Linked DNA regions of Mus musculus: region 2 is linked to region 1. The links are chromatin contacts, found by Hi-C in ENCODE. All regions are on one chromosome and are shown on one strand. Each heading gives the region's core, a stretch centred on a gene start or an enhancer-like site at or near the end of the contact. The rest is flanking DNA. Distances are from core to core; before and after follow the strand shown.

The links. A loop is a pair of places that touch in the nucleus more often than their neighbours do.
Region 2: a map of left cerebral cortex shows a loop between it and region 1 (7-fold over the local background). The contact joins the promoter of E2f3 here to the promoter of Sox4 in region 1. A Hi-C loop is called at or near these places in 11 of 37 maps with a recorded cell type or tissue (T-helper 1 cell, T-helper 17 cell, heart and 3 more).

What each region holds. Positions count from the first base shown.
Region 1 is chr13:28,951,742-28,956,410 of GRCm38, forward strand. It overlaps Sox4 (SRY (sex determining region Y)-box 4), which reads right to left and starts at 1,958. Exons shown (of 1, transcript NM_009238.3): 1 at 1-1,958. The coding sequence starts at 1,280. The region is part of intron 1 of Gm46405 (a long non-coding RNA gene); the gene reads right to left.
Region 2 is chr13:29,983,493-29,988,161 of GRCm38, forward strand. It overlaps E2f3 (E2F transcription factor 3), which reads right to left and starts at 2,571. Exons shown (of 7, transcript NM_010093.3): 1 at 1,808-2,571. The coding sequence starts at 2,176.

The DNA of each region.
Region 1 (4,669 bases), core at 708-3,207:
TCTCCCGAGATCATCTCGCTCACCTCGGGCGTGCAATAGTCCGGGAATTCGAAGTGGGAGCCTGAGCCGGGTTCGAAGTTAAAATCCAGGTCCCGATCGAGCGCCGATGAGGAGCTGAAACTGCCCAGGGACATGCTCTCAAAGTTTGAGCTGGGGTTCAGGTCGAGCAGGTCGTCTTCGAACTCGTCGTCGGACGACGAAGAGCCCGAGGAGGAGGAAGAGGACGAGGAGAGCGAGGAGGACGCGTGCGAGGGCGCGCTGGACGGGGCGGGCGAGGCTGCGCGTAGGCTGGCGTAGCCGCGGTGGTCAGCGGGCGATCGGCTGGCGGCTGGCGATGATGCTGCGCTGCTGCGGCCGCTCAGACTCCGGCCATCGGGCGAGCATCCCGGGCCTCCATCTTCGTACAACCCCAGTGGATCACTGGGGTCGGCGCTCGCTCCCAGGCCCCCGACGGGAGACGCCGAAGCGCCCAGGCTTCCAAACAGGTAGACGCGCTTCACTTTCTTGTCGGCAGGGTGTTTGGCTGGGGTGGCCAGCGCACTGGACGGCGAGGAGGAGGCGGCCGGAGTGGCCGCACTGGGAGTCCGCACCTTGTAGACGGCCGTGGGCTCCCCCAGGGGCAGCAGGGCAGCTTGCTCTGGAGAGAACGATGCAGCCGCCTTGCTGCCGCCCGCCGGGACCAGCTTAGCGTGGGGCTTGCCGACCGAGCTGCCCGCCACCTTGGGGCCACAGCTCTTCTTGGGCGCGGGCTTGGAGCTGCCGCCCGCGCCACCCCCCGCGTGGCTGCTTCCCGCGTGGCCGCTGCTGCCCGCGACCTTGTCGCCCTTCTCCCCTGGCTTGGCTGTGGCCGCCGATCCCGCGCCCGCGTTGCCCGACTTCACCTTCTTTCGCGGCCGGTACTTGTAGTCAGGGTAGTCAGCCATGTGCTTGAGGCGCAGCCGCTCCGCCTCCTGGATGAACGGAATCTTGTCGCTGTCCTTGAGCAGCTTCCAGCGTTTGCCTAGCCGCTTGGAGATCTCGGCGTTGTGCATGTCGGGCGACTGCTCCATGATCTTGCGCCGCTCGATCTGCGACCACACCATAAAGGCGTTCATGGGCCGCTTGATGTGGCCACTGGGCGTCTTGCACCAGCTGGGGTCGTCCGCCTTGCCGCCCGTCGACGCGGTGGAGCCAGGCGTCGGGGAGGACGCGATGCCCAGCTCCAGGCCGGCGCCCGAGTCCGAGCTCTCCCCGGCCAGCAGAGCCTCAGTGTTCTCCGCGTTGTTGGTCTGTTGTACCATGGCCCCGGCTTGCCGGGCGCCCACGCGCGCTCACACGCTCGCGGCGCGGTCGCCGGGCCCTGCGGGCTCCCCGGGGCGGAGACCAGGGTCCCCTGAGCGGCGCGCGGGCCAGGGGCGGCCGCCTCCCGCCGCCAACCTAGAGTCCCCGAGGCCCTCCGTCCTCCCTCACCGCTGAAGTGCTCCCTGCGGGCACCGAGGCTGGAGTCGGCCGCGGCGAGGAGTTTCTCCAAACGTTGGTAGCCGGAGTATCTTCCAAACGCAAGTTTCTCGCCGCCTCCGGGGCAAGTCTTTCCCCCACCCCTTTCCCTGAAGCAGTCGATTGCAGTTCACGAGAGCTCGCGGTAGCTCAGGAAAGCGACATCGTCTCTAGCGCCTAAGTCCCTTTCCTGCAGTGCAAAGCCAAAGCGACTCTGGCTCCGGGACTCTCTGTGGGCGGAATCGGCGCTGAGGAGTTGGTGCAATTATTTTGTTGCAAGGTAGGAAGCCAAGAAGCTTGCATGCAACAGACCGGCATGAATAAATGTATGTTTCTCCCTCCCTCCTGCAAGAAGGGGAGCTGGTTACCGGCAGAGTTCCCCCACTGCAGACTCTCTAAGAAACAGCGTGCAAGAACTGGAAACCGGGAGGGAGACGGCCCTCTTCCCCTCACTCTGTTTCTCTGGCTGCAGCTTAGAGCAGACCCCAATTCCGCCTCGCGCTTCTTTATCCTTTCTCAGACAGCCAATCAGCCGCTGTAACTAACGCTTCCTCGTGCCAAGCCCCTCCCCCGTCCTTCCCATTGGCTTGGAACCCGATGCAATAATAATCTCCGCGTGCAATGAGAAGCTCCAAATCTGACCTCATTCCAATTTACAGAGCAAACTTTTTAAAAGGGCTAGAAGTACAGCTGAGATTTCTGCTGCCTCTTTCCCCCCCACCTCCGCCTTTTGCTGGGTGCGCGCGCGTTTGCCTCTGTGTGTGTGTGTGTGTGTGTGCGCGCGCGCGCGCGCGCACGCACGCGCATGTGTGAAGAGGATGTTAATGCATGAAGTTATTAAGGGGAGAGACGGAAATGTATTCTAGCCATTATGTTAGATAACAAGGGGCTTGGAGGGGGGGTAAGGGTGAAATACTGTAAATGGAAGCTTTCTGCTTAAAAGCCGAGTGATTATTTTTATTAGTTCTTTTCAGCCCAGGAATAAAGAATCAGCCTTTGGTGCAAAATCTCTTTTCTTAGCCCCTTCTTAGAGCTAGAGATGTAAGTGGGGGGAGCCACAATAATAAATCAATGGATATTGAAAACCATTAAGAAAGTGGTACCTAGACACCTGTCATCACAATTATTTTAACAACTCTGGGTACAGAACAAACGTTGGTGTATTGTGTAAATCCCTTCAGGATGCTATCTGTGCTGTTTGTGAAAGGCAGGGTTTTTTTTTTTTTTTTCTTTCTCCCCTTTTCAGTAATTACTTACTCTTTTTGCCAAACAGAGGTTAACTAGTTATTTAATGATTTCACTTCCCCTATAAATCCTGGGTAGGCCAAACAAGATTTTCTGTGGAACGCTAAGGCAGTGGCCCATAATTACCTCAATAAGAGACTTTGTGTGATTTCTGTATAGGGCGATCATGGTGAATACAGGATGGGATTGACTTCACTTTCTAAATGTTTGTTTTCCACAATATCCAAAGGATAGATGGGTTCGCTATGTGCTCTCCTTCCCCCTCTCTTTCTTACCCATTGTCTCCCGTGTGTCTGTGCTACTTGAAGCAATTGGGCCTAAAAGACCAAGAAGAGAAAGGGGTGGCACAGGGGAGTGGGCTGCTGGACCTATCTCAAGTCCCTCTCCTGATCTTTCTTTCTGGGTCTCATTGTCCTCCTCTTCTGTGCTTTGGGAACCTTGTGAGCTTTATAGAGGGCTTGTGTTAGTGCCCGGTGAGTGTGTGATTATAAACCACGGATGTGTGTCCTGAGCCCTCTGGATTCTAACACACATTCCGAGTTCTCCCTAATGCAAATGCCACTTCTAGTAAGAGCAGCACGATGTTCGAGAGACTAAGGTGGGAGGTGGTCACCGGTGGTGAAACGTAATCGAAAGCCCCTTTGGTGGTCCCCGTTTGTTATCTCAGTACTTGGGAGGTGCCTTCAGGAAGATCAGGAGTTCAAGATCATCCGCTGATGCTTAAGAATTCCAGGACAAGCTGGGCGGTGGTGGCGCACGCCTGTAGTCCCAGCACTTGGGAGGCAGAGGCAGGCGGATTTCTGAGTTCGAGGCCAGCCTGGTCTACAAAGTGAGTTCCAGGACAGCCAGGGCTACACAGAGAAACCCTGTCTCGAAAAACCAAGGGAAAAAAAAAAAAAAAAAGAATTCCAGGACAGCTCCAGCTACCCAAGTCCTTGTCTCAAAGAGCGAACACATGCAGATAATACTTAGAATATAGAACAACTTAGTTACACAAACCACCCTTTTCCCAAGATCTGAGCATTGGGACTCTAGTGAAAACTCACCTTTAATACGATGATAAACTGATTTCCCTCAGGCTAGTAACAGAGGAGGCCAACTTAGAGCCAGCTCTTGATTGAGAGCACAGTAGTGCTGGGTGGTATATTTCCATTTACCTTGTCACACATTCAGAGTATTTAGGCTGGAAGGAGGCCGAGGGTGTCAAGAATTAGACATTTACTGGAAAGAGTACCCTATGGAGACAGCTGACTGGGTCTCTAAGATCAACTGCAGGCAAGAATGTTTTGTGGGTAAAAAGCAAGTAATTTTTTTTTTTTTTGACTATTTGCTACCCATCACAGCCCTTTTTTAATTCCCAGAGGAGGAAATCCTAAAATAGTATGCACTCCTTCAAGAAAAAAACCTCCACCAAGAAAAGTGTTTTGCAAGGCATATGTGTTTTTTTTTTTGTTTTTTTTTGTTTTTTTTTCTGATACCCACAGATGTACCTTCTTAAGATGCCATCAAAATGGCATCTGGGTTATCCTAAAAGGTCTATTGTCTACAAAATCAGTATTTTTATTATGACAAAAATAAGGAGATGTATTCCTTGTACAATCTGTATTCAACAATGTTGGATAATTTGGCAAAGATGAGTGTTGGTGTAATTGGTGGTATTTCCAGTGGTGTAAATCACCCCTCATAGTTACACTCATGCTTAATGCACATATTTAATTTAAAGAGCATATCAAAAAAGTAATTCCTGCCCTGATTTTTCTTGTTAGATGCATGTCAGAAAACCCAACAGACTTTTAAGGTGTACTGTAATAGTATATGCCATCAAAGGACAAAAGGCCTTTAAGGAAAAGGGGATAAACCATTTTAAGTTAATTTTTGTATGCGAGTCCACTGCTTGGCACTGTGCATAGATGGAGGTCAGAGGACATCTTGTGCGGCCAGTGCTCTC
Region 2 (4,669 bases), core at 1,321-3,820, 1.0 Mb after region 1:
CTGGTATTATCATGCAACCATAGGTATCCGAGTCCGGGTGGGTTCTAGTCTGGTCTGGGCCAAGGCACAACACGAGGGTGAAGACAGAAGGCATGGAGGAAGGAATGCAGGAGAGAAAGGAAGAGAGGGAGACCTCGGGGCCACACTTCTTTCTAGTAGCAACAAAAAGGAAAGCCGCATACTGACCTAAATCATCTCTCAAAGGCGCTTTATAAATTACAGGGACAAAGGGAGGGGGTGGCGGGTGGCCTGGGAACCCCACAGACACCCTACCCTCTGACCCGCCCCCTCCCCCTCCAGCACAAGGGAAGCAAGACAGAAAGCAGCTCAACTCGGCCACGGGCGTGAAGCCCTCATCAGGGTTTCAATTGCCCATCCATCCACCCCCCAAAAGAAACACACGTAAACACTATACCCACCCCGGGGGCGGCCACTCCCGCCCCGGGGCTCCTAGAAGCGGAGGCCGGGGATTTACTTAGTTAGATTTTTCTTGCTTACTCATTTCCCTCAAGCACCCAACCCCCCGTTCCCACTCCAAAACCCCGCTCCGTCGCCTACCCTCCGGCTCGGGCCCCCCGGGGATCCCGGGTCCCCGCGGCGGTGGCTCGGGCCCCCGCGCGGTCCAGGTCACTAACCTGCTGCTGTAAGGGCATTTCCGAAAGCAGCCTGGCTCCGGGGGAGGTGGGGGGCCGGCTGGAGAGGGGGCCCGAGGCCGAGTGGAGCGGCGGCGCCGGGCGAGGGCGGGCGCCGTGGGGGGGTGGGGACGGGAGAGGGAGGGTGGCGGTGCCGGGTGCGAGGGCGCCGGGACCGTCCCAGGCCTGGGAGCCGGCGAGCAGGAGGAAGTGGGTGCCCCCTCTCCCCCTCCAGCGCCCCCTCCCGCCGCCGCCTCCTCCCCAGTCACAGGCGCGTCCTCCGCGCACGTGTGCGAAACGTCACCGGCGGGTCCCGGAGAGAAGGGACAGATCCTGGCGGCGGGACGGGAACCCGGCTGCCCCCGCCCTCCGTCGCCGGGGGGGCGGGGAGGGGGACAGGGCGGGGAAGGAAGGGGCAAGGGGAGAGGCGGGTCAAGGGCAGGCCCGGGGCCCGGAGAGCAAGGCCCCAGCGCTCCGGCCACGCGGGCGCCGCCGCTGCCACCGCGGAGATGCGCCCAGGCCGGAGCACCCGCCCGCCGGCCCCTTGTCGCAGACAGCGCGAGCCCTGGCCCACCGGGGCTCTCAGCTCCACCTCCCCCACCGCGATACCCGTCCACCTCCCAGATCCCCTTTGTTGCCTGGAGCTAGGTCCCCAAAGGTGCCAGGCACTGGCGCCCCTGCGCTCGGAGCACGCCTGCGGGACCCCCAGTCGCCCAGGGGCAGCAGAGACAGGAGAGGAGGCTTGCACGCCTCGGGTCCCCCAGTTTACATCCTCTGGGGTCCCCCACTCTCCAGTGCACTACTCCCTCCCCCACCCCCTTCTCCATCCGGGGCGTGACCCCTTCCTACGCCCGAGAAAGAGGAAGCTTCGAGTTGCAAGGGAGGGGAGAGTGGGGGTAGGGAAAAGTGCAGGAAAAGAAGTGGAGGGGGGGGGGGCGCGAAAAGTTTTGGAGTGTTGGATGTGGTTCTCAAAGAGGGACTCCCCACTGCCCCGCGTGCCTGCCCAGGCCCCCACGTCCTCCCAACGTCCGCAGGAAAGCACCCCGAGTCTAACAATAAGCACACGCTGGAAGGGACAGCAACGAGGCCCACGATGCTCAGCCTCGCGCTCCCGCCGCCACCGCTCCCGGGAGCCCGCCTCCCACCTGGGCTAGGGACGCTGAGGAGGGTATTACCGGTGGGCCACCGCCGCCGCCGCGTCCTGGTGCTGGTGGCTGCTGCAGCAGCCCGACTCTGCTGGAGGGTCCTTGTGGCGTGGTGTAGAGGCTGCTGGCGGCCGGCTCCGTGCCGGGGACACTGGGGAGAAGGGGGCCGGCGGTCAGGGCGCCACTTTGGAGGGAGGTGGCACAGGACGTGGTGGAAGGGTTCGTAGTGAGGATCTGGATGTACGTGCCCGGGGCGGCGGCGGCGGCGAAGCCGGGGCTGGCTAGCAGTGCCCTTTTGTCCATGGAGGCTGCAGCGGCGGCGGCGACGACAGCCGCCCCCTCCCCACCCCCGGCGGTCACCAGGTACTGCTCCAGGGCGGGCTGGATCCCCTTTCTCATCTCTCGCTCCTGCTCTTTTTTAGTGTTACGATATATTAACGTATTGCTTTCAATTTCTTTTATTATTTGCAGCCGGAGTTTCCAAGTCTCTCCTTCTCGCCTCCCCTCCCGGCGCTTCCGAACCCTCTCTCTCTCTTTTCTTTTTATTTTTCCGCACCGCACAGGCCCCGGGGGCCAAAAATAATCGGGGGTCTGGAGAGAGGAGGGTCCCGGCCGCACGGATATCAGGCCCCGAGGAGGGATGGAGGCGTCGGGGGCAGCCGATGCAACGGATTGCGAGGCGGTGGCGGCAGCCCGGGTGCTGCGGCCGGCAGCTGAAAAATGGCTCCAGGAAGCTGCTGCTGACAATGAATGAAGGGATACGGTTTACGCGCCAAGGTCCTCCCGCGAAACTCAGATTTCCCGCCGGCTTTTCAAACCATATTTGCATATCTCCGCCCCTCAACCCGCCGAGGACTGTTCCCACAGTCCATTGGATCCCTGTCGCCTTACTTCGGTACCAATCCTGGAGCGAGGTCGCCACTGGCTGTTTTCCATTGGCTGCCATACACCATGGTTACCGGGGTGACCCGGGCTCTATTTGCATAGAGCAACCTGACTGGCTGGAAGCAGAGCAGGCTTCTTAGGAGGTGGGGCAAAGTCCTACTCTCCCACGGAAAGCCACGCCCATTCCAGGCCCCTCCCTCGCTCCTACCCGCGGGGCTGGCTCTGATGACCTGGGCAGGGACTCTGCCTCGCAGACTCAGTGTGGATCTAGTCTTGAGCGCAAGTTTCGGTTTTGGAAATTGTCAAGGTGACACCCTCAGGGACTTTGTTTCCTGTAACCAAGCAGTGTAGTAAATGAAGAACTGGTAGAAATTCCCCTAAATATGTGTCAAAGGCAAGTTGGACCCGGCCTGGCAGGTGGAAAACTGAGCCCTTTAAATCCTGGGTTTCTTCCTTCCTGAAATCCAACCAATGACGTGAGAGCGGATCCGGAGGCCAAGGCTGATAGACAGAAGCATGTGGGCAGACAGAACCGTGGGGGTAGAAGGTTCAGCTGACGCGACTGCAGGCACACTTTAGTTCATATTCCAGATCATTCCTGGCAGCTTCATGATTAGCCCGATTTCGATTTAAGTAAAAATTAACTCTTTGTTCAGTGAACTCTGACTACAAGTATAGGTTTGAGTCTAACAAGCACCCTCTCTGGCCCAGAAACACCCAGGGGAGTTAATCAGGGCTAACCTAGAACTGATCCGCGGGTTTTTAATCCGCCATGCAGTAATCCAAAGTAGTACAGGCTTTTATGGTGACGTGGGACTTCCAGTGAAAGCTGCCTGCACTCAGCTCTTTACAGCCTCATACGCCAGGAAATTCTTAAGCAAACAGCAAACACTACAACGCAAACCTAACCCGATATGTTTTAAAAGAGGAGAAAAATGTATGCATATATATGTATATATGGAAATCAGAAAATGTCAAGGAAAATGAAATCGTCGAACTGGTTTCTATATTAAAGTAAATACTCACGGATCTTTAAAATGAGCATTGTGGGGCTGGAGAAATGGATCAGTTACTTACATAAGTGAGGGGACCTATATTTGATCCCCAATACTCACATTTAAAAAGCTAGGCATGACCGCGTGTATCACTAATCCCAGAACTGGGAGAATGAGACCTGAAAACTCATTGGGGCTTGATGGTCAGCCAGTGAAGCCAGTTGGGAAATTCGAGACTCACTGAGCTATCCTATTCTGAAAACTCAGGTAGAGAGCTACTGAGGGAGACATCTGAGGTTGACCTCTCTGGCCTCCACAGGCACGTGCATATGCACAAGCGTGTGCACTCTCACGTACACACACACTTGTATACGCACAATGAGAAGTATTTACGACTGAGGAGGAAGGTGAGGGAAGATGTAGATGTCGAGACCAGATTTTCATTGAGTAGCTGAGAACTGTGGAAAACAGCTGTTGGGATACATCCTTCTCTACCTCAGGCACATTATAATTTTTTAAATGTAGAGTATTTGGTAGGGTGCTCAGTGGATGACAAGGCTTGCATTACACCTAGTCCTTTCACCTAGGTATTGCTTGCTATTGTTATTATTATTATTATTATTATTATTATTATTATTAATTATTTTACCCAAGCTCACATTCAAACCCTATAGGAAGCCTAACAATTTGGGGTCAGTTCATCTTAGGACCATCTAATATTGCATTTCAGCCTTATTACCTTCTCTGGAATTAAAAGTACTGCTAAGCTTTATACCAGGCTTGGAAATATTTTGGTTTTGCATTCAAGCCTGTTGAAGAGCCATAGAATTTGTATGTTTGAAGATTTGTGGCCAACAACAAAACTGACTGTGTTTGTAGAGTCGATAAGGTGAAGGCGTACATGCCTGGTTGAGTGAGAGGGAGGAGAGCAACCTCTTTAATCTTATTTCGTAACTGTCGCTTTGCATTATGGATCGCTATGGAGAAAGCTAATACTGTAAGCTAGGGTATT